2 separate regions of the Homo sapiens genome follow, and region 1 is linked to region 2. A link is an interaction called in ENCODE POLR2A ChIA-PET data of the cell type or tissue named here. Cell type or tissue: MCF 10A. All regions are shown on one strand.

Region 1 (8,000 bases), 180 kb before region 2:
GTTTGCCACAGTCCTTTCTATTCCCTTCTGCCCTGCACTGGCTCGCCTTATGCAGATTGGCCACCTGGCACTATTAGGCATTTGGTTTTTGACCCTTCTCAATTTAGACAGTGTCTTAGATTTGTTGTAAGAGTCTCTTGACCTGTATTCAGATTGGAAACACAAATGATGTCTGTTGATCTTCACCATTAGGGGATACTAACTAAGCACCTGTGTTCAGTGTGTGGAGAGAAGCACAGTATAGGTCTATTCCCTGGCCCCAAGCTGCCCACAGGTCAATGGGGGAGACAAGTGTTGGTTTGTTGATTTATTTATTTTTGAGACAGAGCTTTGCTCTTGTCACCCAGGCTGGAGTGCAATGGGACGATCTCGGCTCACTGCAACCTCCGCCTCCTGGGTTCAAGCGATTCTCCTGCCTCAGCCTCCTGAGTAGCTGGGATTACAGGCATGTGCGACCATGCCTGGCTAATTTTTTTTTTTTTTTTTTTTTTTGAGCGCGAGGTTCACTCTTTGTTGCCCAGGCTGGAGTGCAATGACACAATCTCGGCTCACTGCAACCTCTGCCTCCTGGGTTCAAGTGATTCTCCTGCCTCAGCTTCCCGAGGCGCCCGCCACCACGCCCAGCTAATTTTTGTATTTTTAGTAGAGATGGAGTTTTACCACGTTGGCCAGGCTGGTCTTGCATTCCTGACCTTAGGTGATCTGCCCACCTCGGCCTTCCAAAGTGCTGGGATTACAGGTGTGAGCCACCATGCCCGACCATTTTTTTTTTTTTTTGTATTTTTAGTAGAGACGGAGTTTTACCATGTTGGTCAGGCTGGTTTCCAACTCCCGACCTCAAGTGATCCACCCGCCTAGGCCTCCTAAAGTGCTGGGATTACAGGCATGAGTCACTGCGCCCGGCTGACAAGTGTATATTTAAAAGCTCATAAATAATCCAGGTGACTTGTGCTAAGTCATTAAGTGCTACTGAAACTCAGAGGAAGGAGAGAACACTGAGGCAATAAGAGGAGATTTCCTGGAGGTGGACAGATAGAAATTCCACTCATTCCTCAAAGATGAGTTCCCTCAGTGTTTTGTTCAGACTCACATGAGTATTAAACTGGGGTTATATGCTGCTGTTACATCCACATATGCACTGCTTTATCCTCTTAACTTTTATTGAGTATTTACGTGTCCTGGGCTCTGAGCTAGACAGGTGTATACATTTTGTGCTCTCAATCCTCATATTAACCTAGCAAGTTGGGTATTACTAGATCTCCTATTCACATGAAGAAGAAACAGGCTCAGAGGAGTTAAGAAACTCTCCCAAGGCCTCTCAGCCAATAAATGGGGGTGTTGAGCATTTGACCTGTCTCCAAAATCAGTGTTTTCCCACTGTTCTGTATGTGTGTGTCTCAAACCTTTAGTGTCAGCCTCTTTAGTGGAAATGCACACACATACTAAACTCACAGTAACTCCCTGAAGCAGATGGGTGGGCTTGGCCAGCCCTGGCTTGGCCTTGCCTGCCCTGCTTGTCCAGTTGACCACGTGGGAACTTTTTCTTGGTGACTGTTAGCTCTTAGCACTGTCCCCATGCCCCTTCTCTCTGCCCTTCGCCTTCTTCTGCCTTTGGCCCTTGGAGTGAGTTCACTGGAGCTTCTTGAGCTGTCTGTGAAGCTGGGACTGGGGTCTGGGGGCAAAGAAGGGGTGCTGACCTTGGACTTGAGCTCATTCCTCTCTCTATGGGGTGCTGCTATTTTTATAAAAAAGTGAGCACTGGCTATGGAGCTGGGCTGACCCTATTCTTGCCGCTTACTCACTTTGACCTTGGCCAGGTCACCTAGCCCCTCTCTGTGCTCATTTCCTTCTCTGTAATAAACAGGGAGTTGAGGGTGTTTGCAAGTCCTTATGTCTTAACACCTTATCATTTTGTTTTCCTCACCTTTCTTTCAGTCTCTTTTCCTCTAGTGATCCAATTTCTCTTCTCTCATTTCCATCTCCACCCCCCGGCCCCTGCCCGCTTTTCTTGCAGATAAACTCAGCATCAGGCTGATAATCAGGTCTGCAGGCTAGTACTGTAACCTCTCCTTCCTGTTGGCACATGGGAAAGGAATTCTTAGAGACCACCCACCGCCAGTCCGTGTGTTCTGATGGGATCACAGGGCTCTGATTTGCCTTCGTGTCCCCACTTCCTGCCATGCACAAGGCAGATATGGGTGGGGTGAACAGGGGAGCTGGGGAAATTGTCCTGGGCAGGGTGTGGACAGGGGACCAGCTTAGAGGCTGTGGGATGGAGGGACAGGTGTCTTTCTCCTGCAGTTGGCTGCGCCCTACCTCCTTCCCAATGCCCTGCCTATAGAGTGAATCACAGGCCAGCACACCCCTGAGTCCTCACACCTCCCTGGCTGCTGGCTCAGACCTGGTCCCCATGTCTGGTGAGGTCACACATGTTGATCCTCCCAGAAAACCAGTAGAACCCAGCTGCCAGACTGGCAGACCAGCTTGTGCAAAGGCCAAGCTGGATGTGGCCTGAGCTCTCGGCCCTGCAAGAGGAGGTGAGTGGCCTGGGGCCCTCCCTGCAGGCTTCCTGACAGCCTGGGTCCTGGGGGAGAAGGATGCTGGAGGGGGATGCCTGGGTGGGCCCCTGGCTGGCAGGCGGGCACTTCATGGCACTGCGTCTTCCCCAGGCTCAGGCCCTTTTGTGAGAAGCAGACCAGCCTGGGGGCTGGCGGCAGGACACCTGTGTCTGCATGCTGAAGAAGATGGGTGAGGCCGTGGCCAGAGTAGCAAGGAAGGTCAACGAGACGGTGGAGAGCGGCTCTGACACTCTGGGTGAGTGAGGGCAGGGCTTTTCCCAACTTCCCTGGAAGCAGTTGTGAGATCAGCTTAGAAATGAAACAGAGATGAAAGACACAAGCGTCAGTGTGCAACCTCATCCTGAGAATAAGTGTTTTGTGGAACTTTCATTGCAACAGTGTGTAATTTGTGTAAGACATTTCTTACTGTGGGTCCTGGTCAAAGAGGTTTGAAAACCACTGAGTGATGGCGCCTGCCTGCTTGTCCTTTGACTGCTGATGACTGAGTGTGTGTGCCCTTGGACCAGGTGAAAATACAGAGCTGGTCCTGGCCAAGTAGCATCTGTGTGCCAGGCCCCGTGCTGGGCGCCTCCTGAATGTTATCTTGTTGAATCTTCACAGGCTCCCTGGGGTGAATGAAGCCAGCTGGGCGTGGTTAGCCTCAGTCATCCCATGAAGAAAGGGGACGGCAAAATGGGTTTCTTTGAGGTTGCCCAGCTAGGAGACCCCTTTACACTCCACTATTTTTCTTGAATTGTGTCTTATATATTTTTTTGCTTTGAATTGGCCAGGGCATTTTATTCCATCAATTACCCCAAGACTCCTAAGCATTTAGGCAAACCATCCCATTTAATCGAATTCAGCAGATACTTATTGACTGTCCACCAAGTGCAAGGGGCAGCAGGGGATACAGTGCAGTTACCTGTGTGTCCTGTGTGTGCGTGCATGTGCCCGAGTGTGTTTGTGTGCATGTGTGCATGTGCATGTATGTCACCCATGGAATGCAGGCACCACTGTAGAGGCCTGGAGCACAGTCCTGCCTTGGGGATGATCTTGCAGATAGGCAGGCAGAATTGGAGTTAGGTACATGGAGAGGAATTTCACAGGCAGGTAGGGGTGTGTGTGTGTGTGTGTCTGTCTGTCTGTCTCACAAAGGAGCGCTTCCTTCCATGGTAGTTACTGCCTTAGCAAAGTCACAGAGACTGGAAAGGCAGTCAGAGGCAGAGAGGTGGTCCAGGAAGTGGAGAGACACTCAGCCTTCAGGATGAGCTTGATCACTGCCTCTTCCAGGAAGCCCTCCGCCTTCCCTCATCCACCCTTTGCTCCCTTTCTCCTCTGTAGCACCCCTTCAGCATCTGTAGAGCACAGGGACCCTGTGGTTGTTTGCTTCCCCCTGCCCTGCCCCAGAGCCCAGCGCAGTGTCAGGCACTTTGTAAACGTGTGGAAGTGTTTGCTGAGCTTAGCTAAGGCGAGAGGCATTTCCTCTATCAGCAGGCTCGCTGAAGATTGTCATTGGTGTTGGAGGGAAGCCTTTGGAAGGAGCCTTAAGCTAGTGAGCTGATGACTGTGAGCCCTCAGTGAAGGAATTCCGGAATCCTGTACTGGTCAGTAATATGGTTGTTTAAGGCTCTCTACCACTGAGACTGCGGTTCAGAGCTAGGCTTTGAGTCACATGGGCCTGGATTTGAATCTCTACTCTGCCACCCACTCACCTGGTACTGTAGCAGATTGCTTAACCTCTCAGAGCCTCAGTTTCTTCATCTATAAAATGGGAATGGTAATTGTGTCTACCTCATCAAGGTAGTTAAGAGTAATTGGAATGTCTGTAAGGTGTTTGGCACATAGGGAGCTCAATAAATGGCAGCTATTATTTTTAATTTTTGCTCATTCCCAAAAGCTGGTGGCGAGACCTAAGCCCTTCCCCTTGCAAATGCACTTTCTACAGGTGTCAGCCAGCCACGTCTGTGCTGGGTGTTCTTCTCACTGCCTTCCAATGGAGGGTTCAGTGCAAATCGACAGATGTCTGTGGTGAGTAACCTACCCCTGCTTCAAAATGTCACAGGGGGCTGGGCATGGTGGCTCATGCCTGTAATCTCAGCACTTTGGGAGGCCGAAGCAGGTGGATCGCTTGGGGCCAGGAGTTCAAGACCAGCCTGGCCAACATACTAAAACATACTAAAAATTCAAAAAATTAGCTGGTGTGGTGGTATACACATGTAATCCCAGCTACTTGGGAGGCTGAGGCAGGAGAATCGCCTGAACCCAGGAGATGGAGGTTGCAGTGAGTCAAGATCTCGCCACTGCACCTCCAGCTTGGGTGATGGAGCAAGGTTCCATCTCAAAAAAAAAAAAAAAAGGCTTCACAGGGGATAGGGACACAGCAGCTCCACTTCATTCAGATGTGGCAAGAGTGGAGAGGCCGCAGGGGAGGGAAAACAATTCTCACCGGGGCGTTGGGGAAGCTGCTTAGGGGATGGGTGCTGTTTGAGAGAGGATGTTTCAGGAGGCAGCGGTGAGGAGACAGGCACTCCAGGCAGTGGCAGGGGTGTGCCTGAGTTGGAGGAGAGGCCCTGCCCAGTTACCACAGCAGCACTGGGGCAGGTGGTGAGGGATGGTGCCTGGCAGGCGGAGAGCCTGGAAGGCTGTGTTGAGGAGCCCCTGAACTTCAACCTCTGTGGACTGGAGATTGCAAGGTCAAGTGGGCCAGTGGACAGGTGGGCATTTCTGTGAGCTGAAGAGTGGGCACCCTGCATCAGGTGAAGTGTGCAGGGCGGCTAGGGCAGGGCATGCTGCGACCAGCTCCCCTGCACTGCCTGGGAGCCATACCCACCAAGGAACCCAAGCAGTTCTCTGGCCACCCTGCCAGACCACTGCCATGCCTGGGATTGGAACCTTGATTTCTGACACCAGAGCCTGGGCCCTGTCTCCACCATGCAGCCCTGGGGTGGGGGCACATGTTTGGTGATTGCCAGGGTCATGACTGCTGTGAAGCTCTAGTCAAGTTGGGAGAGCCTTTAGCCATGGCGATCTTGCCTGAAGCTCAAGACTTTCATGTGGAGGGGACTGGGTCTTAAAGTTGTGGTTGAATAACAGGGATCCTTTGCATCTGTGCATTGGCCAGAGAAGAAGCAAAATTTCCAACCTGGCCATAGTAGGCACCTGTAATCCTGACCCTTAGGAAATGGAGCTGACCAGGCTTATACACTCTAAGGGGGCTGGGTCTAAGCAGTTAGCATGTATTGAGTACCTGCTGTATACTAGTTGCTTGGGGGCTCCCAGGAATGTGTGTAGTAGAGTCCTGGACCTGAGACCAGCCCACCACCTACAAGACAGTCTTCAGAGAACAGTGACACACAGGCTCCATGCTAAGGTGTGTCAGATGGAACACAGGTTGTCCTAATTCAGAGGTGGGAGATATTGCTGGGTATTGAAGTAGACCAGGAAGGCTTTCTGGAGGAGTGGTAATTGAATTGAATCATAAAGTAACTCTATATGGTTCTCATGTAAAATAGCTAACAATCTGAAGCATCCTAAACATCTAGCACCAGAAAATTGCTTAAATAAATTTGGTTACAGCTATACAATGCTTTTTTTTTTTGAGATGGAGTCATCTTGCTTGCCCAGGCTGGAGTGCCATGGCACAATCTTGGCTCACTGCAACCTCCCTCTCCTGGGTTCAAGTGATTTTCCTTCAGCCTCCCAAGTAGCTGGGATTACAGGTGTGTGCCACCATGCCTGGCTTATTTTTCTATTTTTTTTTTTTTTTTAGTAGAGATGGGGTTTTGCCATGTTGGCCAAGCTGGTCTCGAACACCTGGCCTCAAGCGATCTACCTGCCTCAGCCTCCTAAAGTGCTGGGATTATAGGCATGAGCCACCACACCCGGCCTATATAATGCTATTTATGTAGCATCAACAATGGAGCGTAATATTTCATTGTATGATTAAATAAAGACTGGCACATTCTCGGCCGGGCGCAGTGGCTCACACCTTTAATCCCAGCACTTTGGGTGGCCGAGGCGGGCGGATCACAAGGTCAGGAGATCGAAACCATCCTGGCTAACATGGTGAAACCCCATCTCTACTAAAAATACAAAAAAATTAGCCGGGCGTGGTGGCGGGCACCTGTAGTCCCAGCTACTCGGGAGGCTGAGGCAGGAGAATGGTGTGAACCTGGGAGGTGGAGCCTGCAGTGAGCTGAGATTGCGCCACTGGACTCCAGCCTGGGTGACAGAGTGAGACTCCATCTCAAAAAAAAAAAAAACGAAAAGAAGGATTGGCACATTCTCATATATAACGTGAACTGGAAAACATCAAGAATGCCAAACTGTATGTAGGGTAAGGTACGAATTATGTTAAACCTGTGCATATATGTAGGAAAGAAAATGGAAGGAAATAACCAATATGGAAATGGGAGTTAGAAAATACTATTTTGCATTTTCTAAATGTTCTATAATGAACGTATTACTCTTAAAATTAGGGAACAGATTTTAGGGAAAGGACCACCTGCCACTGTGGAAATAAAACACACATCTTGACAACAGATGAGAGTTCAGGGGTAGCTCATTCTCAAAGCCGAGGCCCCTGGGAGGAGACATAGGCTTCCCTGGCTTTTCCCGTCCTGCTGGGTTCCCTCCCGGGGTGGTGCTCCAGAGCCACAGGTGCTGCTGCAGAGTGGGAGATCCCCTGTAGAGACTGGGCTGGAAGAGCTCAGTTACAGGCTTGCTCTCACCTTACTCAGCCAAGTAACCCTGGTAAGCACTTCACATGCTCCCCCAGTGCTCCTGGGGCACCCCTGGCTAGAGCTGGAGCCAGGCCTGCTTCCTCCTGTAACTCGAGGCGAGGATCCCAGCCTTTCTCACTCCACTCCAGGCTTCTCCATCCCCAGAGACGTGGGCTCCTTTCCATTTGGCCCCTGGGAGGCCCTCAGCTTGAGTTGAAGCTGCTTTCCTCCCAGTCTCTCACCCCTCCTCAGCATCATCTTCTCGATGTTTCTAAGGAGCATGCAGAGTTGCAAACTGCCCCTTAGGTAGTCTGCTTCCCCTGAGCCAGGCTCTCTTTCCCTGCCCCTTTTCCATCTGGGTTTCCGTGGGTCCTGGACCGCTGAGGGGCCTTAGTCTGACCCCACCCTTCCCTCCAGCCTGTGGTTGTGGGGCCAGGCTTCCCTGCACCCCGCTCCTCTCCGGGTCTTAGGCTCCTGGCTCTGCAGTGTGCATGGGGACTGGCTTTTAAAGAATAATCGTGACACAGAGGAGCAGGATTTGAAAAGGCCTGAGGCCCGAGACTCTACTACACACATCCCTGGGAGCCCCCAGGCACCTAGTACACAGCAGGTACTCAATACATGTTAACTGCTTATATTTTTGGTAGAGACCCTGTCTCTACCAAAAATAAAATTTAAAAAATTAGCCAGGTGCAGTGGCACACACCTGTAGTGTCAGCTA
Region 2 (8,000 bases):
TACCCATATTATGAAAAGGAAAGAGGATGGAATAGTACAGGAGGAAATATTAGCAATAGTTCTGTGCAAGATCCTCTGCAGAAAGCTGTCACTCCTCTGTTAAAAGCAAGGAAATGTATAATACTTGTGTATTTGTTTGCTAGTGCTGCCATAACAAAGTGGCAAACAATGCATTAAACAACAGAAATGTATTGTCTCATAGTTCTGAAGGCTAGAAGTCAGAGAGCAAGGTGCTGACAGGGCCGTATTCCCTCTGAAGGGACTGGGGAAGGGTCTGTTCCAGGCCTCTCGTACCTTCTGGTGGTTCCTGGATTGTGGCAGCAGAACTCCAGTCTTCACATGGTATTTCACTGTGTGCCTGTTTGTGTCTAAATTTCCCTTTTTTATAAGGACACCAGAAATACTGGATTAGGGGTCCATCCTATTCCAGCATGACCTTATCTATTTTATTATATTTTATTTTTAAAATTTTATTTATTTATTTATTTTTTGAGACAGCGTCTTACTCTGTGGCCCAGGCTGGTGTGCAGTGGTGCAAGCTCGGCTCACTGCAACCTCCGCCTCCCGGATTCAAGCGATTCTCCTGTCTCAGCCTCCCAAGTAGCTGGGATTACAGGCACCCACCACCATGCCCTGCTAATTTTTTAATTTTTAGTAGATACGGGGTTTCATCATATTGGCCAGGCTGGTCTTGAACTCCTGGGCTCAGGTGATCCACCCACCTCGGCCTCCCAAAGTGCTGGGATTACAGGTGTGAGCTTATCTTAACTAATTACATCTGCAATGACACTGTTTCCAAACAAGGGTCACATTCTTATTCCTTTTATAAGTGCTTCTATTTTTAAACAATGCCTCAGTCATTGTAATGTGTAGTATATAAGTGATTTATTTTTGTTGGAGTAAGAAATTTGTTTTCCAAACCAAACATTGTATGTTCTCACTCGTAAGTGGGAGCTAAGCTATGAGGATGCAAAAGCATAAGAATGACACAACAGGCTTTGGGAACTCAGGGAGTAAAGAGTGGGAGGGGGTTGAGGGATAAAAGACAACAAATTGGGTGCAGTGTACACTGCTCGGGCAATGGGTGCACCAAAATCTCACAAATCACCACTTAAGAACTTATTCATGTAACCAAACACCACCTTTTCCCCAATAACCTATGGAAATAAAGATTTTTTTAAAAAATTTCATAATACAATTGCAAGTATTAATAGCAGAATAGACCAAGCTGAGGAAAGAATCTCAGAGCCTGAAGACTGGTTCTCCAAATTCACTCAGTCAGACAAAAATGAAAAAAATAAAAACGAATGAACAGCGGGGCACGGTGGCTCACACCTGTAATCCCAGCACTTTGGGAGGCTGAGGTGGGCAGATCACGAGGTCAAGAGATCAAGACCATCCTGGCCAACATGGTGAAACCCCATCTCTACTAAAAATACAAAAATTAGCTGGATGTGGTGGTGTGCGCCTGTAGTCCCAGCTACTCAGGAGGCTGAAGCAGGAGAATTGCTTGAACCCGGGAGGCGGAGGTTGCAGTGAGCCGAGATCACACCACTGCACTCCAGCCTGGGCAACAGAGCGAGACTCCATCTCAAAAAAAAAAAAAAAAAAAAAAAAAAAGGAATGAACACAACCTCTGAGAAATATGAGATTTTGTAAAGAGACCAAATCTATGACTCATTGGCATCCCTGAAAGAGAGGGTGAGAAAGGAAGCAACTTGGAAAACATTTGAGGATATCGTCTACAAAAATTTCCCCAACCTCCCTAGAGAGGCCAACATTCAAACTCAGGAAATGCAAAGAATCCTTGTGAGATACTATACAAGACCATCCCCAAAACACATAGTCCTCAGATTCTCCAAGTTCTCAGATTCTCCAAGGTTGACATGAAAGAAAAAATATTAAAGGCAGCTAGAGAGAAGGGGAAGGTTGCCTACAAAGGGAACCTCAACAGGCTAACTGAACTTTTCAGCAGAAACCCTACAAGGCAGAAGAGATTGGGGACCTATATTCAGCATCCTTAAAGACAAGAAATTCGTTTTCCAAAAGAGGGTCATAGGCTGGGTGCGGTGGTTCATGCCTGTCATCCCAGCACTTTGGGAGGCTGAGACGGGCAGATCACCTGAGGTCAGGAGTTCGAGACCACCCTGACCAACATGGTGAAACCCTGTTTCTACTAAAAATACAAAAAGATTAGCCGGGCATGTGGCTGGCGCCCGTAATCCCAGCTACTCGGGAGACTGAGGCAAGAGAATCGCTTGCACCTGGGAGGTGGAGTTTGCAGTGAGCTGAGATATCGCCATTGCACTCCAGCCTGGGTGACAACAGCGAGACTCCGTTTCAAAAAAAAAAAAAAGAGGGTCACAAACACCTCACATTCTGAGGTGCTGGGGATTAGGACTTCAATATGAATTTTTGTGGGACACAACACGTAACTCTCAAAGAGAAGCTTTGGGTGTTTGGAAAGTTCTCTTTTTCATCATCCATGCTAGATAAAAGTCATCTGGGTACTAAAGCCAAAAGAAATCTTAATTCCTGGAACAGCCCTCTTAGGAACACTTCTTGAGATTTGAGTTTGCCAGGCACTGTTTTAGACACTGGGGATATAGTGTTGAGCAAGACAGATGAGGTCACCCTGACAGTAGGATGGGCTTGGTTATGCACAGCAATCCCCCCAAATCTCAATGGCTTAAGGAAACAAAAGTTGATTCCTCACTCACATAAAGTAGGCTCTGCTTGTGGGCAGCTGTTCCCCTATGATAGCTTAGCATCACGCCTCCGTGTTAACACGTGCTTTCTCATGTCGATCAGCCTCTCGGAGGAAGAAAGTGGTGGAGCCTTGCACTGGTGATTAGGTGCTTCTGCCCAGAAGTGACGCACATCACAGACATTTCACTGGCTAGAGCAAGCCGAATGACCATGCCTGACCTCAAGGTGGTAAGGAAGTCCAGTCTTACCATGGAGTAAAGGAAATAACTGTGAGAGTGCCAGGTATTTTGACACACCTCATTTAACACAGAGAGAAATAAGCTCTTCTTATTTATTTATTAGTTAGGGTTTTGCTCTGTTGCCCAGGCTGGAGTGCAGTGGTATAATCATAGCTCATTGCAGCCTTGAACTCCTGGGCTCAAGCGATCCTCCCACCTCAGCCTCCTGAATAGCTAGGACTACAGGCATGTGCCACCATGCCTGGCTAAATTTTAAATTGTTTTGTAGAGATGGGGTCTTACTATATTGCCCAGGCTGGTCTCAAACCTCAGACTCCTGGACTCAAGTGATCTTCCCAGCTCAGCCTCTCGAAGTGCTGGGTTTACAGGGTTTACAGATGTGAGCTACCACACCCAGCCTCTTTTTTTTTTTTTTTATAAGAAAAAGATGCAGAGAACCTAAGTAATTTAGCCAAAGTCACTTAAATTTATCCAAAGTCAGTAAGTGGCTGAAGCAGGACTTAGACCCAGGTCATCTGACCTTGAGACCAGGGATTTTCCTACTAGCTTTATGTTATTTGTCTGCTTTCACAATCATTATTAGTGGGTACTTAACATGTCTGGGCTTTAGTTTTCCCATCTGCGTCACAGGATTGGCAGGAACATATGTGAAGGAGCTTGCCCACTGTCCATGTCATAGTGGGCGTTCGGTGAAGCCTGGTTGTTTATAGTTGTGATCTCAGCAACTCTTAGTGTGATCAATGCATTTTTTTTTCCCAGGTAAGGAAACTTGATGCCTTGGCCTGGTTATTTAAAGGGTCTGAATGAGAACCCAAATCACTCACCACTGAGCCCAGGCCTACACGTGCTACTGCTCTGATGGCAATTATTTTCAATCTGATAAGCATATTTGCTCTACAAGGGCCTAACTTGTGCTTTTGCACATGACGTTCTTTACATTTAGAAAAAGCTGCTCCTACTGCTTCCTGGGAGTCTCAAGGCAGAAAGGAATTTACTTTTGCATTAATAAGAATGTTGTGCAAATTGCCATGGTGGAAAAGTTTTTATGAGTTATAAATTTGAATCAATTGCTATATAGTTCATTGCTACCTCTGTCGATCTTTGAGATCTTTCCCTGATTATTACAAAACCTTTAAATTAAGGAAATACTTGCCAGGAATAAGGTTAAGCAATGAGAATCACAAGGTTATGTGGCAATCTGAACTTGAAGTCTGAGAGCAATTTGGCAATATCTATCAAAAATTTAAATTCATACTTAATCTTTGACTCAGCAATTCTAGGAATTCATTCTGCAGAACAGTCAACCAAACACATAGTATACAGCAGCTTTGTTTGCAATAGCAAAATCTGGAAAAGTACTTAACTGCCCCACAGAGGAATGGCTGAATCTGTTACTCATACCCACAGCACTTAAAGAGTGAAATCACTGCATGGACTGATATGGAAAAGATGTTCAAAATATATAAGTGAGGAGAGAAAATTGTAGTACTCTATAGTGGTAAACTATGACTTGTGGGCCAAATCCAGCCTGCTGCCTGTTTTGTAAATAAAATTTTATTGGAACATAGCCAACATCTTTTCATTTGCAAATTGTCTGTGGCTGCCTTCCGTCTACAGTGGAGTGTTCAGTAGTTAGGACAGTGACCATATGGCCCCAAAAGCCAAAAGTATTTACTGTTTGTCTGTTTACAGAAAACATTTTCCAATCCCTGCTCTATCATATGATCCTATTTGTGTTTTTTACAAAGGGAGCATTTGGAGGAAAGACGTATATCAATAGATATGCTTCTATAAGCATAGACAATGAAAATCCAAATCCAAACCACAGTTAAGAAATCTAAAACCACAGTAACAATGATTACCTCTGGGGAGTGGAACTGTGGAGTAAGCAAGGAATAGATAAGGTCAGAGAGTTTCCTTCTTCTTTAAAAGCTTCTGTACTCTTGGAATTATTTTTCTAAAAGCATATGCAGTATGCCTTATTTTATTAAAAAAAAAAATCAATGAAGTAGGAGGAGAACACTGATGAATGGTGTTCAGCACACCCAGTGATATAAATGCTGCCAGCTCTCTAAGGCAGACTTTCTCCAAGTGGTCCCTGAACTACCAGAGCTATCTGTTTAAAAAAAAAAAAAAAGCCGAATGAATCAGAATTGGGAGGTGCTGGGCCCTAAAATCCACTTTTTTTTTTAGACAATCTCACTCTGTCGCCCAGGCTGGAGTGCAATGGCATGATATCAGCTCACTGCAACCTCCACCTCCCAGGTTCAAGTGATTCTCCCACCTCAGGCTCCCAAGTAGCTGAGCCTACATGCGCACGCCACCACGCCTGGCTAATTTTTTGTATTTTTAGTAGAGATGGGGTTTCACCATGTTGGCCAGGCTGGTCTTAAACTACTGACCTTAAGTGATCCTCCCGCCTCAGGCTCCCAAAGTTCTGGGATTACAGGCATGAGCCACTGCACCCAGCCTAAAATCCACTTTTCAACCAGGACTCTGATGTTTGAAACCGCTGCTCTTGTAATAAATGCCAGAGATCAGCAAAAGATTTCTCAGTGGGGTTTAATATAATCAGTGTGAGATCATCCAGCAAACATCTACTCACAGCAAAAGCAACAACAATAATAGCTCCCAATTATGAGCACTTCCTAAATGCAGGCCCTGTGCTATAGGCTTTACCCACTTGGACCTGTCGAATTCACTTAGCAACCCTGAGCTGAGTGTTACTATGATGAACTTGGCTCCGGGAAGGTTGCGTGGTGACCCGAGGTCTCTGAGCTCCTTATTTGGGTCTGTCACAAGGCTAGGGGCTGGAAATGCAGATCCTAGCCCCATGGCACTTGCACAGAGATGAGTTAGTCTTCTTCTTCTTTGTGTTGTTCACCCAGCAAGCCATGTGATGCTGGTTTAATAGCTGGATCACCTTCAGCACATGAGTTCCACACCTGCAAAAGAAGAGGTTGACCCAAGTACTCTGGAAGGCCTGTTCCAGCTCCAACATTCCTCTGGCTTAAAGCAGACTTGTCACCGTAGTGCGGATGTTCAAATGTGACATGTGGCTCCTTGTCACTGCCCCCACGCACCGGAGCCCTCTTCCTAGGGCCTGTCCTCCTGTCCTTCCCTGTTGAGACAGGCAGAGGTGCTGTGCCCCGTTCCTGCACATTCAAGTCTATTTCCTTGCTTCTCTGTCTCTCCTCATGAAAGTGGATCGTGACTTCAGAACTTATATCCCTGACTAGTCTGCCAGCTCCTCACAAGCAGGGGCCATGTCACAGTCATGTTTATGCCCCTGACGTCCCGCACTGCCCATAGCAGGAACTCTGTTAATAACCTTCTGATTGCTTCTCGAATGGCTTTTCAAACAGGACTGCCTTTTTGTGCTCCTCAAGGTGACAAAGTCAGCAGCCTAGTGACTGCCTGATTCCACAGAGAGGTTCTGCGTGGGCATTTCACGTGGCACTGTGCATGGCTTTCCACACTGGGATTTCTACACCCCACAGGGACACAGAGTGTGTGCCAAAGGAGACTGAAGCCACAGGGTAGACACCATGCAAAGCCCTGGGGCTTCCATTTTACTGGGGAGTGAATAATGACAAGGTTCTTCATAGGCTACAATTTTATTATTTAAAAAAATTAAAAAATATTTTTTTCAGATGGAGTCTCGCTCTGTTGCCCAGGCTGGAGTGCAGTGGCATGATCTCCACTCACTGCAACCTCTGCCTCCCAAGTTCAAGCAATTCTCCTGCCTCAGCCTCCCAAGTAGCTGGGACTACAGGTGCCTGCCACCATGCCTGGCTACCTTTTTGTATTTTTGGTAGAGATGGGGTTTCACTATGCTGGCCAGGCTGGTCTCCAACTCCTGACCTCAGGTGATCCACCTGCCTTGGCCTTCTAAAATGCTGGGATTACAGGCGTGAGCCACTGTGCCTGGCCATAGGCTACAATTTTAAATGCCAGTTTTCCATGAATTTTGAAGGAAAAATGTGCTATTTCAGGGCAAGTTGCTATTGGTGGCTTCCATGTCATGACTGTGCCACTAGACTCCTGGAGTTAAAGTTGAGAACACTCTGGGGAAGAACTCTGTGCTGGAAGTCCTAAGATCTACATGCTGGCCCTGGCTCCTTTGTGACATCAGGCAGGTCTTTTCACTTCTCTGGGACTCGGTTTCCTTATTCTGGATAACAAGGTAGTGGGCTCCCACCTTGTGCATATGTTTTAATGTGGAAGATGTCACATCCCCACGATTTTGATATAGTCCAGTGGGGCAGGATGCAGTGGGGGAAAAAAAACCCTCTCTACCACTGAACTGGACAAGGTGGGTGATTGGGAAACTGATATTAAAGTTCAAAGCCATATTTGCATGATTCTGAAATTGCAGACCACAGAGACTGGTCATGACCCTTCACCATGTCAGGATGTGTTCATAGCTTCTGTCAGAGGATGTGACAGGGGAAGGTGGGACCTCACAATGTCATGCTGTGTCCTGCTGTAGCTTTAACTCCACAGTTCCTGCCATGGGGATAGTGTGCAGGGTTAGAAAGTTAAGGTCATTATTACAGAAAGTAGAACAAGTCCTCGGGCACCCTCAGGGTCCTAGTCTAGTGCTCAGTCACAGGTGTGCAATCTCTTTTTTTTTTTTGAGATGGAGTCTCGCTCTGTCACCCAGGCTGGAGTGCAATGGTGCAATCTCGGCTCAGTGCAACTTCCACCTCCTGGTTTCAAGTGATTCTCCTGCCTCTACCTCCCAAGTAGCTGGGATTACAGGCATGTGCCACCATGCCCGGCTAATTTTTTGTATTTTTAGTAGAGATGGGGTTTCGCCATGTTGGCCAGGCTGGTCTCGAACTCCTGACTTCAGGTGATCTGCCCACCTTGGCCTCCCAAAGTGCTAGAATTACAGACTAGGACCCTGAGGGTGCCCGAGGACTTGTTCTACTTTCTGTAGCGTTTTTTTTTTTTTTTTTTTTTTTTTGAGTCAGTCTTGGTCTATCACCCAGGCTGGGGTGCAGTGGAGTGATCATGGCTCACTGTAGCCTCAGCCTCCCATGCTCA

The links. ChIA-PET counts read pairs that join two places held together with the same protein. Peaks named below come from ENCODE experiments on the same cell type or tissue, not always from the same donor. Only the 100,000 strongest peaks of a DNase experiment are listed, where the experiment ranks them.
Region 1: POLR2A ChIA-PET joins it to region 2 with 5 read pairs; 11 of 35 experiments call an interaction of 5 or more read pairs at or near these places.

Annotation. Positions count from the first base shown.
Region 1 is chr10:70,371,266-70,379,265 of GRCh38, reverse strand. LRRC20 (leucine rich repeat containing 20) reads left to right here. Exons shown (of 5, transcript NM_001278212.2): 2 at 2,670-2,814. The coding sequence starts at 2,733. Among named protein-coding and RNA genes, the nearest start is that of LRRC20, 7.4 kb to the left of the region's middle. In MCF 10A, no CTCF peak of the experiment used is centred here; a DNase peak (open chromatin) is centred at 965.
Region 2 is chr10:70,188,361-70,196,360 of GRCh38, reverse strand. No RefSeq gene overlaps it. Among named protein-coding and RNA genes, the nearest start is that of SAR1A, 22 kb to the right of the region's middle. In MCF 10A, no CTCF peak of the experiment used is centred here; DNase peaks (open chromatin) are centred at 1,710, 2,840, 3,580 and 4,200.